2 separate regions of the Mus musculus genome follow, and region 2 is linked to region 1. The links are chromatin loops, found by intact Hi-C in ENCODE. Cell type or tissue: left cerebral cortex. All regions are shown on one strand. Links, peaks and the distances in the headings refer to the core of each region. The heading gives the core; the rest is flanking DNA. Region 1 overlaps Tpr (translocated promoter region, nuclear basket protein). Region 2 overlaps Ivns1abp (influenza virus NS1A binding protein).

What was found. Peaks named below come from ENCODE experiments on the same cell type or tissue, not always from the same donor. Only the 100,000 strongest peaks of a DNase experiment are listed, where the experiment ranks them.
Region 2: it touches region 1 in a loop (5-fold over the local background); 10 of 42 quality-filtered maps call a loop at or near these places.

What each region holds. Positions count from the first base shown.
Region 1 is chr1:150,437,402-150,448,365 of GRCm38, forward strand. It overlaps Tpr (translocated promoter region, nuclear basket protein), which reads left to right. Exons shown (of 52, transcript NM_133780.3): 40 at 2-85; 41 at 1,681-1,875; 42 at 2,666-2,797; 43 at 3,038-3,128; 44 at 4,658-4,842; 45 at 5,783-5,851; 46 at 5,934-6,028; 47 at 6,967-7,073; 48 at 8,467-8,562; 49 at 8,684-8,840; 50 at 10,111-10,229. Among named protein-coding and RNA genes, the nearest start is that of Prg4, 23 kb to the right of the region's middle. In left cerebral cortex, for the core only: a CTCF peak has its summit at 4,499; no DNase peak of the experiment used is centred there.
Region 2 is chr1:151,354,265-151,365,228 of GRCm38, forward strand. It overlaps Ivns1abp (influenza virus NS1A binding protein), which reads left to right. Exons shown (of 15, transcript NM_054102.2): 7 at 370-495; 8 at 1,865-1,972; 9 at 5,358-5,487; 10 at 5,689-5,913; 11 at 6,454-6,575; 12 at 6,668-6,794; 13 at 6,879-7,010; 14 at 7,198-7,371; 15 at 8,848-10,181. The coding sequence ends at 9,101. Among named protein-coding and RNA genes, the nearest start is that of Ivns1abp, 15 kb to the left of the region's middle. In left cerebral cortex, for the core only: no CTCF peak of the experiment used is centred there; a DNase peak (open chromatin) is centred at 5,198; H3K27ac peaks cover 249 bases.

The DNA.
Region 1 (10,964 bases), core at 978-8,977:
GGAAGAAGTTATGGCAGAAGAAAGTACTGATGGAGAGGCAGAAACTCAAGCCTATAATCAGGACTCTCAAGATTCCATTGGAGAAGTGAGTAAACATATACAACTATTAAAAATCAATTGTTTTGACCTATTGAAACACTACTTGCTTTTTTTTTTTTTTTTTTTTTTTTTGGTTTTTTGAGACAGGGTTTCTCTGTGTAGCTCTGGCTGTCCTGGAACTCATTTTGTAGACCAGGCTGGCCTCGGAACTCAGAAATCCGCCTGCCTCTGCCTCCTGAGTGCTGGGATTAAAGGCGTGCGCCACCACGCCCGGCTCACTACTTGCATTTTTAAATTTGTTTTGTTTTGCTTTTTGAGGCAAGTTTTTACCATGTAGCCTAGGCTAGCCTTAAATTCAGACAGCCCTGCTTTTTTTAAGTGTTGGAATTACAGGCATATACTATCATGTCTGACACTGTGTGCTTTAAAACAGGTTCTTAAATTTGTTTCTCTGATTTTATTGTTTGTTATTGTATATTGTTTTGTATTGATTGTTGTCGTTCATAAATTTCTTAACTCATAGATGCTACTTAATAATTTGAAAAAAAATAGATTTACTGAATACTTAAGCCAAATGATTCATTTTTAAATCAGTGTCAGAAATTTTTGTTAATAGTTTATTTTAATAGCAAGCAAAATGTAGAAAGTAATTATGCAAAAAATTATTTTAGTATCTAGCATATGCTGAATATTGAGTATCCCTTATCCAGTACCAACAGCATTTCATGCAGACTTTGGCGTATTTGTCTAGAGCCAGCAAAAAGCACTGTTTGGGCTTGCTGTCACTTGTTAATGTCGGTTTAGGCTGATGTTCTGAGGAGTTAAAGCTTGAGCACTTTGGGTGCCATGGCTCACCTATGGAGCTGTCCTCCCAGCCTCCCAGTTCTTGATATGCTTGTTTTTAGAGGATGCTCTGAGAATGAACCTGATCTTTAGAGTGCAGAGCTTTGGTTTATGCCAGTCTTTGCCACATGTAGACGGAAAGGCTTAACCATCTGTAAATTACTTTTTATTTTTAATTCTTGTATATTTTTAATTAAAACATAATTATATCACTCTTCCTTTCTTCAGCCACTCCAGCTTCTTCCATGTACCCCCTTCCCTATCAAAGTGGTAACTTTTTCCCTGTTATTATTATTACATGTTCTATGTATGTATGCATAAGTGCATACATGTACATATACATAAATAAAACCTACTGGGTCCCATTTTCACATTTTATATGTACATAACTTGAAGGTTTTGTGTATATTGGACAATCAGGTATGGGCTCATCCCTGGAATAGACTAACTCTACCTCTCAGCTGTCATCACTTGCCTGTAGGTGTGGCCCTGTGAGATATCCTTTTATTTACTTAATGGATTTATTGCTGTATATTCTTGCTCCTTAACCTCCTCCCACTGCACCTCCTCTTCTTTCAAGTGTTATGCAAGTGCTCAGAACGTTTCAGGTTCCAGTTTTTGGGTTACGGATAGTCAGTTTATATGTGTATTGCAGTGTTTCAAACATAATCCGTGTAATGGGGTAACATTAGTTTTTTTGTTATGTGTTTTATTTTAAAACAATAGAAATATTTTAGTTTATTCATTATGTATCCAGATTATTGCTAGTTTTGGTAAAGACCTTTTTAACTCTTAAAGGGAGTTACCCAGGGAGATTATACACCAATGGAAGACAGTGAAGAAACATCACAATCTCTACAAATCGATCTTGGACCACTTCAGTCAGATCAACAGACTACTTCCTCTCAAGATGGTCAAGGCAAAGGAGATGATGTAATTGTAATTGACAGTGATGATGAAGATGATGATGAAGAAAATGATGGCGAACATGAAGTGAGTTTAGTATCTATCAGCCTTCCTTCTGCTTCCCTTCCAGAGCTAGGGCTCAAAGCCAGTGCACTGTGCACATTGGCCTTGAGCTCTGGATCTTCTGACCTTCTACCTGTGTGCTGCTTTCAACCATTGTGCTTTAAGTCTTTGGTGTTTCTAATATATCAAGTAGTGGATTCTCATTCCCAGTCAGTTTTATTAGATTATCAAGTTCTTTTATACAGATTAGTTCAGGAATGTAGGATTGTGTATTAGAATTAAAAAGCTGATGGTGGATAATCAATTTTTAAACATTTTGTTTACCTTGTTTTGGCTGCATTATTTTGTTATTTATTAGAGGTAGGATCTTGGTATATCATATAGCCCAAGCTTGCTGTGAAGTCTCAAAAATTCTGCTTCAGTCTTTTGAATGCTGAGATTATAGAAATGTATGGCCTGCCTAGCTTGTTTGTAAATGATTGCTGTATCATTTAGGATTTGTTTTCAGATTTCATCTTTAGTCTTAATAAAAATGGCTATATGAATCTGATGGTCTGTGCTCTTGTTTCTGGAAATCAAAGAAGAAACAGGAGTTCATAGTTGTTTTATTTGTTTGTTTCTACTTTACCACCCTGTACCATTTCCAAATCAATCACTTTCATTCTTTGAAATGTTACAGTTTTTTGTTTGTTTGTTTGTTTGTTTTTTCCCTTACTGTGGAAACGTCAAAACTCTTGAAACACTCCTGTATGCTATTCTAAGTGTGCAAAAGGAGTGGCGTGCACTTTATTCACACTTGGACATCTTCTTCTAGGATTATGAAGAAGACGAAGATGATGATGATGATGAAGAAGATGACACGGGGATGGGAGATGAGGGTGAAGATAGTAATGAAGGAACTGGTAGTGCAGATGGTAATGATGGATATGAAGCTGATGATGCTGAGGTAACTGGTTAGAATTGAAACTGTCTCCTTAAGAACTGTGCTTAGAAAGCTTGCTGTTTTCCTGTCATATAGAAAATCTTGTGTTACCAGGATAATAAAAGTCTTCATACCTTTGAAGTTTTGTTTGTTTGGCTTGCTTGGTTTGGTTTTCCTCTGGTTTGTTTGCTTTTAATCATTTGGTGTGGCTTTTTTTGTAACCTAGTCATTTGATCTGCTTCAGTCATTACATTTTGTTCTTAGGGTGGTGATGGGACTGATCCAGGTACAGAAACAGAAGAAAGTATGGGTGGAGCTGAAAGTCATCAGAGAGCTGCTGATTCTCAAAACAGTGGTAAGAGCATTAGTCTTTCAGTAGAGTAGTCTGGTAATATTTTTTAATATTTTACTAGAGTTGTACTTCTGATGTAGTATAACTCTAGTAAATTGGTAACTAAGTGCTCTGCCCTCCTGATGTGGCCATTAGATGCCATTATACTATCTGTCCACCTCATTGAACTATTGTGAAGGTCAAATGTCCTAGACTCTCTAATGTAGCATAAAGCCATTTGGAATAATTAAAGCAGGGATGGGTAGCAGCTCACAGCTAGAAGAGGTTGGTCCACCAAAACCCTGTTTTAAGATTTGTATGTAGATGTGTCTTTAGATACTACCACTGAAGGTTTTTTCGCAAAAGATATTCTTAGCCATTTTCCCCCAAATATAACACATATAAATGTTCTTTCCGTAAGACTTCTTTTGGGAGGAGTGGGTACTTTTGTGTCAATCAAAATTAAGTTCTAGTAGTCTTAAGGTTAGAGTTGGTCCATTTTCAAATTGTTTATAGGGTTAGAGAGATGGTTCCGTATTTTTTAAGAGCACTTGGCTCCTCTTGGAAAGGCACCAGATTCAGATCCTAGCACTCATGTGGAGCCCCACAGTAATTCCCCTTCCAGGTGATCTGGCAACCTCTCACAGCCTCTATGGACACCAGGCATGCATATAGTAGTACACAGACATATATGCAGGCAAAAATCTCAAACACATAAAGTAAAAATAATTTCTTTTTGTTAAGGTACTACTCTTGTGACTAGTTTTATTTGTCCCAAATTCTCAAACTAAATTTAAGTTAATAATTTGGATTATAGAAAAGTAAAGTGTTTTAAATACCAACTGTCAGGACAGGGTTCTGATTCTAGATCAGATTTAGAAACTATTCTCTGGCATCCTACATTTCATAGTGGAGACAACAAGATCTAGATACCTGAGTAGTAATTGGAATTTGAAGTTTGGGAGAACCAAAATATAAAAATATTAACAGTGAGGCTTTTTCTTAGTCACCTTGATTGATTGACATGCTGTTTCTCTAGAAAGGGGTAAGTAGCTTGTGCAGTGATTAAGAATAGTATTGGACTAGAGAGATAACTCAGTGGTTAAGAGCACATATTGCTCTTTAATCGGCCTGAATTTAGTTTCTGTATTAGGTGGTATATAGCCATATATAACACATGCTGCAGGGGACCCACTCTCTTCCAGCTTCCATAGGCACACAGACACTCATAAGCACATTTAAACATTAAGAAATTATAGTACCATAAGTCAAAATGTAGTAAATACATGCTTGATCAAATCTTGAGCAAAGTGCTTTCATCTGTCGTTTGAGTCTTGAAGGGAGGGTGCTTACTTGCCTGTTTGTCTGTTAACCATCCAGAGTGAGACAGAGGTAATCCCAGTATTCGGCAGGTAGGAGGAGCTGAAGTTCAAGGCTAGCCTACTACATAGCAAGTTTGAAATGAGCCAGGACTCTGTGAGACCCTTCGAGGTTTAGGCCATGTGATTTCATAGTCTGGGCTTGGTTTCCAAACTGAAGTCTTTCTTCCATAGGTGAAGGAAATACAAGTGCAGCAGAGTCTTCCTTCTCTCAGGAGGTTGCCAGGGAACAGCAGCCCACGTCAGCGTCTGAGAGACAGACTCCGCAAGCACCGCAGTCACCAAGGCGCCCTCCACATCCTCTCCCCCCACGCCTGACCATTCACGCCCCACCTCAGGAGCTGGGACCACCAGTTCAGGTATTAAAAGAACCCAGCTTCTGAAAAAGCCACCTTGTAAATTCTCTTTTCCATCACATGGTCCTTCCTTTATTCCTTCCAAATAGTAGAATTTTTAATGTTTTGGCATGTTGTAAGATACTACTTTTAATTGAAACTAATCTCCAGTTTCTGAGTGTGAATGAGTTGGCTTTTGAAAACACAACTTGCTAAAAATTGTATAGTTATTAAAGTGATTATAGTCATAGCAAATACAATTCTGCTTGCTGTTATTATAGGCTTAAAATTTCTTAAATTTTATTTAATGTAAAATGCATTTAGCTGGCTTAGTAACAGTTTTGAACATTTCTTACTTAAGGTTCATAGATTTTTTTTTATTGTTATTCTACCTAACCATTTTTTCACATCAAATATTTCTACTTAGTTCATTAGTGACCCTATGTATTCAGCATGGAGTAAGTTAATTCATCTAGCTTGGTTCTTATTCTGGACATGGTGAGTGTATTGAGAACCAACCATTATGTATAAATCAAATTAAAATAAAAGTAGTGGAAATTACTTGATATTTGAAAATACAGAGTCTAAAGGAACTATATGACTAGGCATCACAAAGCATTCAGTCTGCCAATTCAAGATTGTTTTAGCTGTGAAGTAAGAAGTCAGTTGGTATATAAACTACAACGGAAAACCTCACTTAGTATTTTCAGCCAAGGAGATAGAATCTAAATGTATGTACATGCTTGAATTATAAATATGCCTTTTAGTTTATAAATATCTTTATTAATAAAATTTAAACTTTCTCACTTATATTTATGATAGATATTAGCAATTCAGAAATGTCCTGTTAATTCTAAATCTTCTAAAATTAGTTGATATTTCATTACAAAAGTAATAAACTGTATCTTTGGTGTTTGTTTTAATTGCCTAATTCTTAAAGCAAATATAATTCTTTTTCAAACAGAGAATTCAGATGACCCGGAGGCAGTCTGTAGGGCGTGGTCTTCAGTTGACTCCAGGAATAGGTGGCATGGTTAGTATCCACCCATCCTGTGCATGTAATTCACATGTATGTGGTTAGGCCTATTAAATACTGTGCTCTGTCTGTGTTTCAGCAACAACACTTTTTTGATGATGAAGACAGAACAGTCCCGAGTACCCCAACTCTTGTGGTGCCACATCGCACTGATGGGTTTGCTGAAGCTATTCAGTAAGTTGATGTAATGAGAATGAATGTTTGGTGATCCCTAGCTGCTTTCTCTTTACCTTCTAAATTGTTTTTTTGGATGTGTTATTTGTAGAGTCCTACCCTACTTGTCCATGAATCTATATATGTAATAGGATCGTGAAAAAGTCGTGTTGAGGAAGACTATCTAGGGTGAATAAAGTATACCTTCTTCTAACTGAAGCACAGTGTTACAGTGCTTATGAAGGTGGTTTCTACGGTTCGAGTGCTTCCTCACAAGAGCAGGCTCCTTGCTCTCCCTTCTGAGTAACCTCATTTTACTGATAATACAGTTTGTGCTTACATGTTTAGATACGACCTGACATATATAAGTAAATGCTGTATTGGTACTAGGGGTGATGTTGGTTATTAAAGTGATCATGATAGGTGGTTTATTGTAGGAGCTCAGGTCTCAGTAGCCAGGTGTAATGCAACAGGCTAGAAGCACGACAGTGTGCCTGATGATCTTCATTGAGCCAAGTGAAGTAATTGTTCTAACAACTAATAAGTGAGCACACCTGTCTTACACTTCCTAGTGATTACTTAGAATTTCTATGCGTTATTTAATCCTCAAAACTCTGAACTTAGAATAGACTAGAGTAACTTATTTTATATTGCTAAACAGTGAAAACTGAAATTTAAAAAAAAGAAAAAAACTTCTTTTGTTGTTGTGCTTCCTGTTGCAGTGTATCTGTTTCAAACAAGTTGAAAAAAATCAGCATAATTTGGGGAAGCTAAAAGTTAAATTATGTTACTTATATTACTAAATTTATTTCCAATATCTTTGCAAGAAACCCTTGACGAATTATTTTCATTGTTTCCTTCCCTATTTATTGATTTTTTTTTTTTAAAGCAACCTTTTCCTCTTTTGGTTTAAACAGGTAGCATTAAATTTCTCATCAAATTAATTTTTGTTCATTTAGTTCCCCACAGGTTGCCGGTGTTCCTAGATTCCGGTTTGGGCCACCTGAAGACATGCCACAGACAAGTTCCAGTCACTCTGATCTTGGCCAACTTGCTTCTCAAGGAGGTAAAATAGGCAAAAGCCAGAGGTTTCTTCAGTGTGTCTACTGAGTAGAAGTTAGTATGCTCTGCTTTTCTTCAGCTGCTATCAGTGTAACCCCGGTTCTTATTTATAAAGTTACTGACATGGCACTGCCTTTTCTAATAAATACCTCTTCAGGAAGGTTCTAGTTCCTTTAGCCTAAAGACTGGCTTTTATATATATATATTTTTTTATATATATTTCTGTATTGCTTAATTACCGTTTTATTGCCATATTGAAACACCATGACAAAGGCAACTTTTTTTTTTAATGCATTTAATTGGCTTGCTTACAGTTTTAGACAATTAGTCTGTTATTGTGGCAGGGAGCATGGTAGCAGACAGACATGATACTGGAAAAGTAGCTGAGAGCTTTACATCCTATTCTTCAAGGGAATCGAGGGACACTGGGCTTGGCATGTGCTTTTGAAACCTCAAAGCCTAGCCCTAGTCACACACTTGCTCACAAGGTCATACCTTGTCCTACCAGGCTATACCTCCTAGTCCTTCCCAGACAGTTCAACTAACTGCGGGCCACGCACTCAAACATAGGAGTCTATTGGATCCATTCTCATTCAAATCTCCACATAATGTATGATGAACAAGTAAATGCTGCTAAGAAGTGCCAGCTCCTTTAAAATTTAGGAGTACAGTGTATTTTTTGCTTACAATTTGAGAGTTGTGGCATACCTAGTTAAATATATGACTAATTAGACTTTCCCTAGCAACAAAACAAAACAAAATTGCCAGGCGTGGTGGCACACACCTTTATTTAACCCCAGCACTTGGGAGGCAGAGGCAGGTGGATTTCTGAGTTCGAGGCCAACCTGGTCTACAAAGTGAGTTCCAGGACAGCCAGGGCTATACAAAGAAACCCTGTCTTGAAAAACAATCAATCAATCAATCAATCAATAAAATGTTAAATATAAAATTAAGTAGTAGTGGTAGATGATACTTGTATGTGAGTTTTGGTATTTGTGGAATTATCATTTAGTCCATGGGTGAAATTTGATAGATTTCTGGAAACTAGCATTTTGCAAGTGAATAGAGAAGCCACTACTAACTTGCTTTGTAACCATAGGGGAAGTTTAAGTTTCACCAGCAGAAAGGATTAATAACTTTGGCAGTTAAGTGAGGAAAAGATTTTGACATAATACTTGTTTATATTTGGATATTCTGTAAAATTAGCAATTTAGGGATGCTTTTATTAGTATTAAAGAATTTAAAAGATGTGTTGAATATATTTTGAGGAACTTGATTTTTGCTTGATGGAGGAGCCTCATTATGAGCTTCAAGAAAATTATACACTTTGTACTAATTCTTTTCTTTGGTGTTTTTATGTTCTTTCATCATTCACTAATACTTAAATTTTTCTCTAGGTTTGGGAATGTATGAAACACCCCTTTTTCTGGCTCATGAAGAAGAGTCTGGTGGCCGCAGCGTTCCCACTACGCCTCTCCAAGTAGCAGCCCCAGGTGGGTGCCACGTCAATGAGGACTTTTTTTTTTTTAATTGGTGACATAGAACACATTGAAACCTATTCTGGCTCAGAACTAATGAACCACAAAGGTAAAGGTATCTGTTGTTCTTTTTAAGTGACTGTGTTCACTGAGAGTACCACCTCTGATGCTTCAGAACATGCCTCTCAGTCGGTTCCCATGGTGACAACGTCTACGGGCACTTTATCCACGACAAACGAAACAGCAGCAGGTGACGACGGAGATGAAGTATTTGTAGAGGCGGAGTCTGAAGGGTACGATTTTATTGTGTGGTTTTTGTTTGCTGTAGGTTCATTATGTTGTCATAGTTGTTTGTGTTAGCAAGCAAATACATTAAAATCTGTTTTCAGTGCTATCCTGCCCCGTGGAAAAGCCAAAGCACATATTTAAAAAGCTACTCAGCATTCAGAATTTAGGGTTACTATGAGAGAGGCAGTTTATAAAAACATTATTGAAAATTTTTTGTTTTGTTTTCTAAGGAAACAGAAATAATTTGCTAGAAGAAGCCCATAGGCAGTGGTTTTGTAGAGTTAAGTCTCAAACCTGGGATCTTAATTCTTATAAACTGAGAAGTTTGTACATTTTAGTGGTTGAGAAATAGAACACAGATTTTTCTGCTCAGAGCTCAAGGACTTGATTTGACAGTGCTTCATAAGCAAGGTCTCCTAGGATATAATGGGTAAGAGGCAGGTCTGTTTGTATTCTTTAACATCAGTGTTTAATTGAGGGGAGGTTACAAGTCCCAGTGAGAATGCTAGCTGTTACTAATTATATACATATTTTCAGGTCACTTTATATTTGTCCTTCTAACCCACACACTATTCCTAAAATATATTACTTCCCATCATAGAAATTAAGTTCAGAGCACGTTAACAATAATGTGCTTGGACTATTCTACTGGTAACAGCTCAGTGAGAATTAAAAGTCTTAACGTCAGCCCCATGCTATTTACATGTCCCCGTCTTGCAACCTTGGGGGTCTCAGGTAAGTTGTTACCAGTAGCTGCACTAATATTTGCAGATTTTTAAAAAGTAAAGTTCAGGCCAGGTTCAGGTTTTTTACTGTCTACTCTTCTGTGCTTCTTAAAAGGAGCAAGATGAAAGAACAGCCACTGAGCTAGGAACTCTGATGCCCATAGCTTGTTAGGTCTGGGTTAGTACTCAGGGTGACTGACCGATCTGCTGTTACTAGTTATGTTTCCAGTTTATCAAAGTCCACTCACTCCTGTGAGTGTCAAGACTATAAACATGCTTGTCAAATGGAAAAAGAAGGGCTGCTGAAACAGTGGTAAAAAGTAGAATTGTCGAGTATCCTAGTAAGGGTGTGAAAAAAACCCAACTCATCCCATCTCCTGGTCCACCTTACGATTAAAAATAAACACACTTAATAACCTATAACTGAGTCTAATTCTTAGTTAACTAGAACTCTGAAAGTCATTATAAAATAAATCAAAACGAACTTAGGAACATTTAAAATAAATTGTAGAATCAGTTTTCCATTTTCTAATCAATATTTATTTCTTAGTATTAGTTCAGAGGCAGGCCTAGAAATTGATAGCCAGCAGGAAGAGGAGCCTGTCCAAGCATCTGATGAATCAGATCTTCCCTCAACCAGCCAAGATCCCCCTTCGAGCTCCTCCGTAGGTAAGTACTGTCCCATGCAGCTTGACATCTCCAGGTTCAGCTCCCACACCTATATTTTAACAGCTACCTTCTTTACATAACCACATTCCATACACCTTAAAGTCAGGATTATAAATAATATAAATTATAAATAATATAAATAATATGTATAAATTGTAACTCTCAGCTTTATGTACAAAAGAATCAGAAATTATAGGTATGGTAATTATTAGTCCTGTTGATAGTCTCTGAGAATTGTCTGTCCTCTGTACTAGAATTAATACTAGTTATCAAACTATCCCTTGAGTGAAAAATGTGATTGGTTGTTCCTAGGAAATAGAATGTCTTTACATTAATTTCCTTATGGGTGACACTATCTCTGACTGGGTACTCATTCAGCAAATTTGAATGCCTAACCTAGCAGGGAAATCCCCATGTCCAAGAAAGTGACATTTAGGAAAGGATTACATCTCTGTGCTTGGAACTAACCTCTAATAATCATGAACCCATTGAACCACTCAAATGGTGCCAAGTCCCACCACAACAAAGAAAAGAGGAATGCAAGGTCCCAACCCCCGAATCAGAGACTTCCGCAACAAATATTGTTGATGTCGGTGGAGGAGATTGTCGGAGGACTCTTGGGTGCAAGGAGCCTCCTCAGCCCAGAAATGGAGACCGGGAAGGAGGTGATGTCGAGTGAGGAGCTGGTGGAAACACTTACAAGGCCAGATTTCAACTCCAAATTGACGTTTTGAG
Region 2 (10,964 bases), core at 1,575-9,574, 920 kb after region 1:
TTCCTTGCAAATTGAGAAAATTGATGGAATACAACTTTTTTAATACAATATTCTTGAGAATTTTTAAAAAGTGTACAGTGTTTTACCATGTTCACTTCCAGATCCATACTCACTTCACGTCCTCTCAACCGTTTCTGGCCCCACATGCTGCTTGTTACTGATGGCTATGGGACAATCCACTGAGCCCTAGTGGCCTGCCAGGAACCACGCCTTTAACTCTCTAGCACTTCAGCTAGTGGCGGGGCTCATGAGCCTCCCTCCTTCCCCCAATACAACTTTTATTAGAAAACTGAGCATTTAGCTGAGAACTAGAATTCCCAAGCTGATGTGGATGTCACTGATATTTGTTTTATTTATATACAATTCTAGTTGGAGGTAATGCTTGAAGATAATGTGTGCTTGCCCAGCAATGGCAAGTTGTATACAAAGGTAATCAACTGGGTGCAGCGTAGCATCTGGGAGAATGGAGACAGCCTGGAGGAGCTCATGGAAGAGGTTAGTTTTAAAGTAAATGGGACCCAACAGTTCTTACCAATTATTTTTGCTATAACATGAAGGATTCCCTTTCACTTTTATTTTATAACCATGACCCTAAAGAATTTAAATTTTGCTATAGGTACCCCTAAGCTGAGAAACAGGGGGGGTGTCCAGGTGAGCTGAATGAACCGTTCAGTTTGGTCTTCTGCTTTTCTTTTTTTTTTTTCCTTTTTTTCCTTTTTTTCTTTGCTGAGTATGTGCCGTTAACTTTCTTTAAAGTAGCATGTAACTTGCTTTAGAAACGGGAGGTGGTACTGACATTTTCTGTAGAGTCTTAATTTTTCTTCACAGGTTTTTGCTTTAAGTCTGACAAGTAGGTAAAGCTTCTAATGGTTGTTCCTCCCCGTTGGTTTATCTCCCCATAGGTTTATTAACAAAACTAGGATCCCCAAGACTGAAGAGCCGAGAAGACACCTCGAGTGTATTGACACACACGTAAAGAAGCAGCAGTCCTGCCCCAGTTCTCCTAAGAAAAGTCCGCTGTGGGCAGAGAGCGATGATGATTTAATGGTGTTTACTCCTTACAGGGTTCTTAGCTCGAAAGCTTTGTGTTTTCAGTGGTGTTGCTCTTACATATAGTCAGACTTGGGGATGTTTTTTAAAATTCACAAGAAAAACAAAATTTGATGGAAAAGTTGGGACTGGTCCATATGTTGATTGGAGCAGTGGAGTAATTGAGTGTATCATTCCACAGAGCCCTCCATGCTCACTCAAGCTAGCCTGCTCTGTTAGGCCTTAGTCACTGCCATTACGGCCTTCTATACAGGCTAGCAGATGCTCTGTCATTTCTGTCACCTCCCATGTGGGAATCAGATGCAGTAGTCATGTATTTGCATCTGTGCAGGAAGATTGCAGCTTGCTTGAATTTTTGAATTTGTTTTTTCCTTTATATGTTTTCTTGATATTAACCTACAGGGGAGAAGTATGTTTATTCAAACAGTACCATTAATCTTCAAAGGTGTAAAGCAATCAGTGTTTTGTTGTAAATATGTATATTTAAGAAACCATGTGTTGTACTATACCTTTTTCTCTTAATGTCACATAATAGAAGCAATGGAAACAAGGAAGATTTCTTTCAAGCCAATCAAGCCAAGGACTCTTCAGCCAGTGTTAGAAGATTTTGTATTTGATCTTGATTTTTGTTTTGTTTTGTTTTCACTTTTTACATTTTTACTACTATGACATGTTTTTCTTTGCATCGGGATCCTGCCAGAGTAAGATGTCAAGACGCACACTGGAGGTTACCTTGAGGCGGTTGTGAAATCTTCGTACTAGCGAGTAGCCATGGTGACAGTAGCCACATGGGTGTTCTGTTGCTGTTTTGCAGGTTCAAACCTTGTACTACTCAGCTGATCACAAGCTGCTTGATGGGAACCCACTAGATGGACAGGCTGAGGTGTTTGGCAGTGATGATGACCACATTCAGTTTGTGCAGGTACACATTGCACAGTCTGAGGTAACCTCAGGTTAAACTTTAACTGGAGAACTTATAGCATTCTTAAATTTTCCTTTAACAAAGGAAAGTGGATGAATTCCATTGTTATAACTGGACAGAGACTTTTTGGGGAGAAAAGAGGCATATTTTACAGCTTCCAGCATTTTTGCCACACTAGTAGAAGCTAACTCAGCCAATTAGACAAACTCCATTTACACCTTTTCTCTCAAATTACTGTTCACAACTAGTAATTAGAATAGTAAAATAAAGCAATATGTTAGGGTTTCGTTAATTTGGTTAGATTTTTTTTTAAGGTTATTTGTAACACGCATGATCAAAAGGATCAGTTTTAAAAAGATATAGTTGATTTAAATTGCTGATGGCTGTGAAAGAAATTTTGTCTATTTAATTACTGAACACTCATGAAATAGAAACTATATCGTGATTTATAATAACTTTATACAGTGTTGAACTCAGAAATGGTTGATCATGTGTTACAGTGTGGTCTGGATGTTTCTCCAGCAGAATGTATTAAAGCAGTATAGTTTCCTTGTGTTGATCGAGTTACGTCTGTAGCCTTTTATTAAACACGCACTTAAATTTATACACATTTTTAACAGTAGAGAACAAACATCTGAGGTATCTGAACAATCTTATGGACACTGACAGTATACAGAAAAGAAACATTATTGTTTTTGTGTGTTAAAATTAAACCAATGTTCTGCATGTGTTTTTTGCCCTCCAACACTGAGCAACACCATAGCAGCCCCACAAATCGTACATGCCACGTTGAGCCAGTCACTAACCATGCTCTTAAGAAGAAAAGCGCCCTGGAGCCTTTCTCTTCAATCACCGCTCTACACCTTCCAAAAACCGATTGTCCTAGCTTGAGATACAAACATATTTTGCCTGCTTGGAATCTTTATAAAATAGTCATGTAATATGCATTCTTATATGGCTTTTAGCATTGTGAAGAAATTAAGCCATGGAGTGTTTGCTTTCAAAGTTGGCTCAGTGATAGTATACTGACTGTGTGATAATGTTATCTAGATTAGATGCCTGTGGTATCCCATGGCAATAATAGTACTTCTAAAACAAGTTGGGACTTGGGTTAGCCAAAAGCCGTGTTTGTATTTCTACTTGGAGCATCCAGATTGTTTTATCTTTAATTATAAATATTGTAAGTTAAAGTAGCCTTTCTAATGGCAAAAGATTAAATACCAGCCAGTGGTAGGCTGTGATGCTCGACGTGAAGACATAGCGTGTGTAGCTTCTATTACAGGACCCTACCAAGGTAGTAAACAATACTGTCTGAAGAGAGGCTTCTACCATCAGAGGGCCTGAGGGGGCCTGTGGGATGAGACATGAGGTGGGAGGCGTGGGATTTAGTAGATTAGTCTTAGATGAGCAGAAGAAGATTATCCATGCAGGGTGCTGCTCTGTTGTTGGCAGTCTAATCTGGAAAAGGAAACGTACAACTGATGCTTTTTCCTATGGGTGGCAAGAAGAATTTTTTTAAAAATTTTGTGTGGTCTGGGGATGAAACCTGGGGCCTTTGCATATGACAGGCAAGTGCTCTACCTGAGCTACATGTACAGCAAGGAGAATTTAGACAAGAATACTGAATGGAAAGAATATGTAGTTTAAAAAGTTCATAGTGAAACACTTTGAGTTTAGAGAGATGTGGCTAGTTATACTTCTAGTTGGCATTCCTTAATCATAGGAAATGGCTAATTGTTGGGTGTCTCTGGGCTGACTACGTGATGATCTTAACAGATTTGCGGTTTTTAACTTTACAAAGTTGGCTTGGACTTTGCTTTTTTTTTTTTTTTTTTGATGGTCAGACACAGGGTAGATTAACGCTTGTGAGAGCAGTTTGTACACCATTTCAGGTAATAGTTTCAAGTTTTCAAGAATGATGAAAAGCTTAGTAATCTAAGGATATGGAGACGGACCAATTCCACTCATCTGTGCCTATACCTAGCTCTCCAAGGGTTGAGGGCAGGTCTTAATAGTGCTTTAGGGCAGTTTGGGAATGAGAAGAAGATCATGGGAGTGTGTGAGACACTGGCCTTTCTGTCTGTCTTGCTAAAAGATTTTGAATAGAGACCATGGAGGTGAAAAGTTGTGGGGTCATACCCTAGATTTCAGGGATGAGAGGAGTAGGTAGAGAGGTAGCCTGGGAAGGAGGAATGAGATGAGAAACAACTCTGGAAAAGCTGCCCGAGAAGAAAGCGTGGATGCCAAATACATGAGCTCTTCTGGAAGGTGATCTAAAGAGGGGAGTAGTTGTGTTTGCATAGGCGTCTCCAGGATTGTGTCTCAGGTGTGTTTGTTAATGCCAGTAGTTTTTAGTGCTGGAGTGTCGCTCCCATCATGGTCACTCTCTCAGTCACAATTCATATGTTAGAGTGCTCTTACTGCTGTGAGGCCTCTGTAGTATAAGAATGGCCTAGTTCTTATTTTGTGATACTTGGGACCTCTTTCCACAGATTGAGGTGGAGATTTTAATGTGTCTTATAATCCTTAAAAAGCAGGATTTTTTTTTAAACCGTTTCTTTGTTGATTTTTGTTTCCACTAGCAATACAGGTTTTTACTAGAAACTACTTGTTTGTGCAGTCTGTCCCTGGGGACCAGGTTAATTGGGTGAGCTGAGTTTGTAGGTACTGAAGTACATGTTCTTTTCATGGTAGACATTTAAGACTCGGTACCAGGCTGTGACACATGAAATTCTGTATGATCCGTTCTCGAGGGGGTGGAAAGCAATCTGCAAAAGAAGCTCATAAAAGCATACTAATTCTCGAAGAATCTGGCATTACTGTTCCTGAATTACAATTTTGCGAGTGGTTCTTTTAGTATTACTTCATTTCTGATTACTCTGTGTGTATTTAGCTTTTTCATTATCAATAATAAGTAGCCCTAAATAAAATGTACATGCCTCTGATTGATACTTCCCTGTAAACTGCTTTCAGAGACTGGCAGACCCTGTGTGTGCTCACTCTTTGCTGGCATTGTATGAAGGATGGTTAGGTCGACAGTTCCTTACATAGAGCAGATGAGATGTGTTGTTTTCTCCTTCCTGCTCCTATATTGAGATAGCATTCTGGTGTTTGACCTGTGGTGTGTTTTTTGAATTGTTCAAATTGATCTTTTTCTGAGCAGCCAGTTGTGTAGATGAAGCTGTTTCATTTTTAAGTAATGGTGTAAGTGTGGCAGGAGCCTGTCAGCTGGAAAGTGTTGGTTTGTGTTGTTTAGTGTGCTTTGAGTGTGCGTGTAGGTGGAAGGTGCTCAGTGTGTGGGCAGTGTTGCACAGTAGCTCAGGAACAAAGGTGCAGCAGGAATGCTCTCTGGCTAGGTTTCTGTAGCTGCCTTTTGATTTTGCAGAAAAAGCCACCCCGTGAGAATGGCCATAAGCAGATAAGTGGCAGTTCCACTGGATGTCTCTCTTCTCCAAATGCTTCAATGCAAAGCCCTAAGCATGAGTGGAAAATCGTTGCTTCAGAAAAGACTTCAAGTAAGTTTGTCTTCAGTTTATCTATTTGTAAGGATAGTGGTCAGTTTAATACTGAATAAGGAAAAACTCAGAGCAATGGCATATGGAAAACCATAGTAGAAGTTCCGTTCTGGAGACTGGAATACAATTTAGAATTCTCTAACCACCCTAAGTGTTAATATTAATAGTTCCATGGTAAACACAGAGCTCTTGTGTTCACAGATAACACTTACTTGTGCCTGGCTGTGCTGGACAGTACATTCTGTGTCATTTTCCTTCATGGGCGGAACAGTCCACAGAGCTCACCAACAAGTACTCCAAAACTGAGCAAGAGTTTAAGCTTCGAGATGCAACCAGATGAGCTTCTAGAAAAGCCCATGTCTCCCATGCAGTACGCACGGTCTGGACTAGGGACAGCAGAGATGAATGGCAAACTCATAGCTGCAGGTAAGAGCAGAACGCTGGGTGTGACAGACAGGCCTTATATTGATTGACTTGCAGCAAGAGGACTCAACATGCTGCATTTCAAGACAGGAATAACATTGATATTGAATATCCCTAAGTTTGGTTAGAAGTCATTATTTTAATTTAAAAGGGCGTGGTGCGCTACACCATGAACCCAGGGCCTCAGGGCTTGCTAGGCCAAGTGCTGTAGTACACTCATTATGTTCGACTACAGAGTAGATAAACTTGTTAGTTCTCAAGCCAGAATAAGCAGTTTGCTCATAGATAACGAATGCTACTCCTTGACATTAGGAACGGTCAGTTAAATACCTTTCTCGTTAGGTACACAACCTACAGACATCCTGGCTGGACCCTGGTGACCAGCCACATAGTTTGTAATCTTAGCACTTGGGTGGTGTAATAAGGGGCTCAAACTGTAAGACAGCCTGGGAGATATAGTAAGATGCCCACTGCCACTAGGGGGGAATCCAGCCATTCTGATCATGTTTCACATTTTAAGCAAACTTACGATTCTTTTGCCAGGTGGTTATAACAGAGAGGAATGTCTTCGAACAGTTGAATGCTATGATCCACATACAGATCACTGGTCCTTCCTTGCTCCCATGAGAACACCAAGAGCCCGCTTTCAAATGGCTGTGCTGATGGTAAGTACGGTATGCTGCAAAACAATCCTTTAGCTTTGTGGTCTTTCTTAGGACTACCCAGGGGGAATTCTTACTTATCACTTTTGATATAGGGACAGCTCTATGTGGTGGGTGGATCAAATGGACACTCAGATGACCTGAGTTGTGGAGAAATGTATGATCCAAACATTGATGACTGGACCCCTGTTCCAGAGCTGAGAACCAACCGTTGTAATGCAGGTAATAACACTCTTCTAACCAACACAGCCAGTGTTTACTCATGATTTAACTCATGGGTTACTGACATGGTTTACCCCTTCCTAGGAGTGTGTGCTCTGAATGGGAAATTGTACATTGTTGGTGGCTCTGATCCATATGGTCAAAAGGGCCTGAAAAATTGTGATGTATTTGATCCTGTAACGAAGTCATGGACAAGCTGTGCTCCTCTTAACATTCGTAAGTTGGTCTGTTTTTGTTTTGTTTTGCGGGGGATAGAGTTTGCCTAGAACTTTCCATGTAGCCCAAACTGTCTGGCCTTGAACTTGTAGTTCTTTAAAGACCTGTGAATTAATAGGTTGTTATAGTACACATTTACAGTTTTGATAGCTGTAATAATAATCCTGGTTTGCCTTAACTTTTATAGGTCGACACCAGTCTGCAGTTTGTGAACTTGGTGGTTATTTGTATATAATTGGAGGTGCAGAATCTTGGAATTGTCTGAACACAGTAGAACGATACAATCCTGAAAACAACACCTGGACTTTAATTGCACCCATGAATGTGGCGAGGCGAGGGGCTGGAGTCGCTGTGCTTGATGGTGAGTATCCAGGTTTAGAGAGAGCTAAATAGTACAAATGGGAGGAGCTCTGAAATGCCAAGAAGGGTCACTTACACACTCTTAGGTAGACTGCAGGGACCGGTGGAATGGCCCAGCAGGTAGAATGCCTACCTTTCTGGCAAAACCCCAGTGTTGGATCCCCAGATGTCATGTAAAGGTGGGAGGAGGGAACTGACCCACATAGTTGTCCTCTGACTTCTGTGCTGCAGCATGTGTAAGCCTACACCCATGGCATACACAGAATAATTAGGAATCATTTTTTAAAAATTCAGATTATTTTGTCTCTTGTGACACAAAGGGATTTTCCCCTCTAAGTGTCTGTTAATAACCTAAATATATTCTTTTACCCATCTCTTGGTAAGTGTTCTTAACCAAGTTCCAAATTTCCCTCTGTGAGATGTATCCATTATTCAGTCTTAGATTTTGATTGACCTTATTTTAGGATAGTAACTTTAAGAATTTTATTTCAAAGCATAATCTCAGTCAGTTTTCTTTTGTAGACAGTGTCCTTTCACACAGTCTTTATTGATTGCTTTATTGTCTGTAGTATTAGTTAACATCATTTGGAACAAAGCTGAATCTTAGCAAGACTTTGTGGCTCAATCAGTGAGCATGTAAGTGTGTGGAGAATAGAAACAGCCTCCTGACCCAGACCCCAGACCCTTGTGAGCCCTAGCAGTGTAGTTACAGCTGGATTCATGCAAGTGGGGTAAGTGATAATCAGAAGAGAAAATAATGAATCTGAAAATTAGTGACCCCCCATAGTTTATTGCTGACATTTTTTGTTCTATTGAGTATCTAATTTGAAAAAAAAATCATATGAAAGGTCTAGAAGTTCAGTCATTATCTGTTCCCTATATACCTACTTTTGTGGTGCCACTTTGAACCAAGGCCTCACTTTTACTGGATAAGTGTTCTACCATTGACCTACATAGAGGGGCATAGCCCTAGTCCCTCCTATAACTTCTTTGAATATATAGAACTCTGATAGTTTGTCACTTAACATATTTAGGCAAGTTTCTACCTTCTTTGTGTCTCTTAATTGTTCATCTGTGAAATGATGACAGTAGTAATTACTATGGAATTGTGGGAGATGTATTTAACATGATGCAATTTCTGCCCTTTTATCCCTATAGTTGCCTAAGTTTCTGTAGGAATGGATTCTTGTCCATTTTATTCATCTCTATGGTTTCCAGTATCTGTGCCACAATTACACAGACCTTTCTTTTTTTTAAAGATAAGATTTCATTATGTAGCCCAGGCTGATCTCATACTAATAATCCTTAGTCATGGCTTCCTGAGTGGTGACATTACAAGTGTGTGTTGCTATGCCTTGCCTTAACAGAACGGACAAGCATTTCTAGTTAAAACTCACTCAATTTTGGAGGCCTTTTTTTTTTTTTTTAAATTTGTTTTCTGAGCCTTTTTAGACTGACTGCCTTGTTTCTCTTTTAGGAAAACTGTTTGTAGGTGGTGGCTTTGATGGTTCTCACGCCATCAGTTGTGTGGAGATGTATGATCCAACTAGAAATGAATGGAAGATGATGGGAAATATGACTTCACCAAGGAGCAATGCTGGGATCACAACTGTAGGGAATACCATTTATGCAGTGGGAGGATTCGATGGCAATGAGTTTCTGAATACTGTGGAAGTCTACAACCCTCAGTCAAATGAGTGGAGCCCTTACACAAAGATTTTCCAGTTTTAACAAATTTAAGAACCCCAAACTAACAGGCTTAGTGATGTAATTGTGTTTAGTAGAGGTACACTTGTGAATAAGGAGGGTGGGTGGGGTAGATGTTGCTAACTGCAACACAAAGCTTTTGCATATTGCATATTATTAAACATGCTGTACATACTTTTTGTGTTTGGAACGGAATGCAAAGATGAAGGTCTGTTTCTGTATTCTTAAGACATCTTTGGTTATTTTACTTTTTGAAGGTTGATACTGTAAAAGAATAAACCACAAATTGATTGGGAACATCATTTCAAGAAGTCCCTGCTCCTCCACATTTGTTTTGCCGATTTGCACATTAAATGACTCTTCCCTCAATTCTGTCTTAAGAGGCAAGAGGGGTAGGGTTTACACGTAGGCAGTTGGGTTTTTTAAGGGCCCCTTTTCAATAACTGGAACACTCTATAACAAGATACTTATTTAAATAGATAACAATGACTATTTTTGTTTTTATTAAAAGAAAGTTGACATGCCTACCAATATTTAGTCTTTTATGATTACATTTTTATAACTTTTTATATTCTCAGCAGAGTGCTTTATCTGTTGAAGTAAAATGTGACAGATTCACATTATCAAAGCAGAGTGGCAGAGGAAAGGATGCAGAGTGGCTGTTTCTTTTAAAAAATGCTCAGAACGCAGACTTCACCATTTGCCGCAGCTGTACCTTTTTTTCTTTCCTATCTGAGAGTGCAGTATCGATGTTATTTGGATGGAGTTGCTGAATGGTAACAGTAATTCAAACCCAGGTTTGATGAGTTACTTGACTTACTGAAGCATTTAAACTGTCTTTATTTATCATTAACCAAACAAATGTAAGTGGAAGCCTTTGATTGAAAACAATTAAACTGTATTGGGTTTGTGAATGCACCCCTTTTCAGAAGTGTTTTGTTCAGCTTTCTTACCTGGATTAATACTGGTTGGGGTGGCTCGGTGTCTGTGTAGTGCTACACCTAATTTATGGTGCCCAAATGAGCAAATCTAATGCTTGCTGCAGATACAAACACATTAAAGGTACTTTGCAGTAAATCCTTGCACTGTGGGATTTAATGTCCAAATGTTTGTCACTCAGTTCATTACTTATAACGGAGGGGGGGGGTTTGTTTTTCTCTGTAAGGATGAGTTTACAGTATTAGTAGAAAATACTCATTTGCCATATCTGAAGTAAGGGATGGTGTGAAGTTTGTGTTTCACATAAACTAAGCCAGGTGGTGTTGGCGCACGCCTTTAATCCCAGCACTTGGGAGGCAGAGGCAGGTGGATTTCTGAGTTCGAGGCCAGCCTGGTCTACAAAGTGAGTTCCAGGACAGCCAGGGCTACACAGAGAAACCCTGTCTTGAAAAAGACCCCCCCAAAAAATAAAATAAAATAAATCAGCCAGCTGGCATAAGATGACCATAAGTGGCTGACTTGGGATGTGAATGTATTTTCTTCAGATGTTAGATTGGTCCTTTGCCACCTCATTTCTTTGGTGTACAACCACCAGGAAAGAAAATCAGTTCACCTGCTGTGGAGTTATCTTTTTCTGGTTTGGTTTTGGATTAACTAGTTTGGCAGGTTAGCAGATTTGATGGCAGCCTAATGACTGTCCTAATACAATCTGTATTCTCTTCATCCATGAAATAGTTTGACTCCAGGATCTTAAAAATGATAGACTTGAATGGCAAGTATTTGTACAATGGCCAATAAAATACTGAACTTACAGTAGCACATACCTTTAATGCCCACACTGAGGAGGCAGGTAAAGCCTATGATATACATAGTTCCAGGCTAGCCAGGGTTACATAGAAAACAAAACCCAACTTTCTGCTAGTATTCAAGTTTGTTCTGCCTGTGACC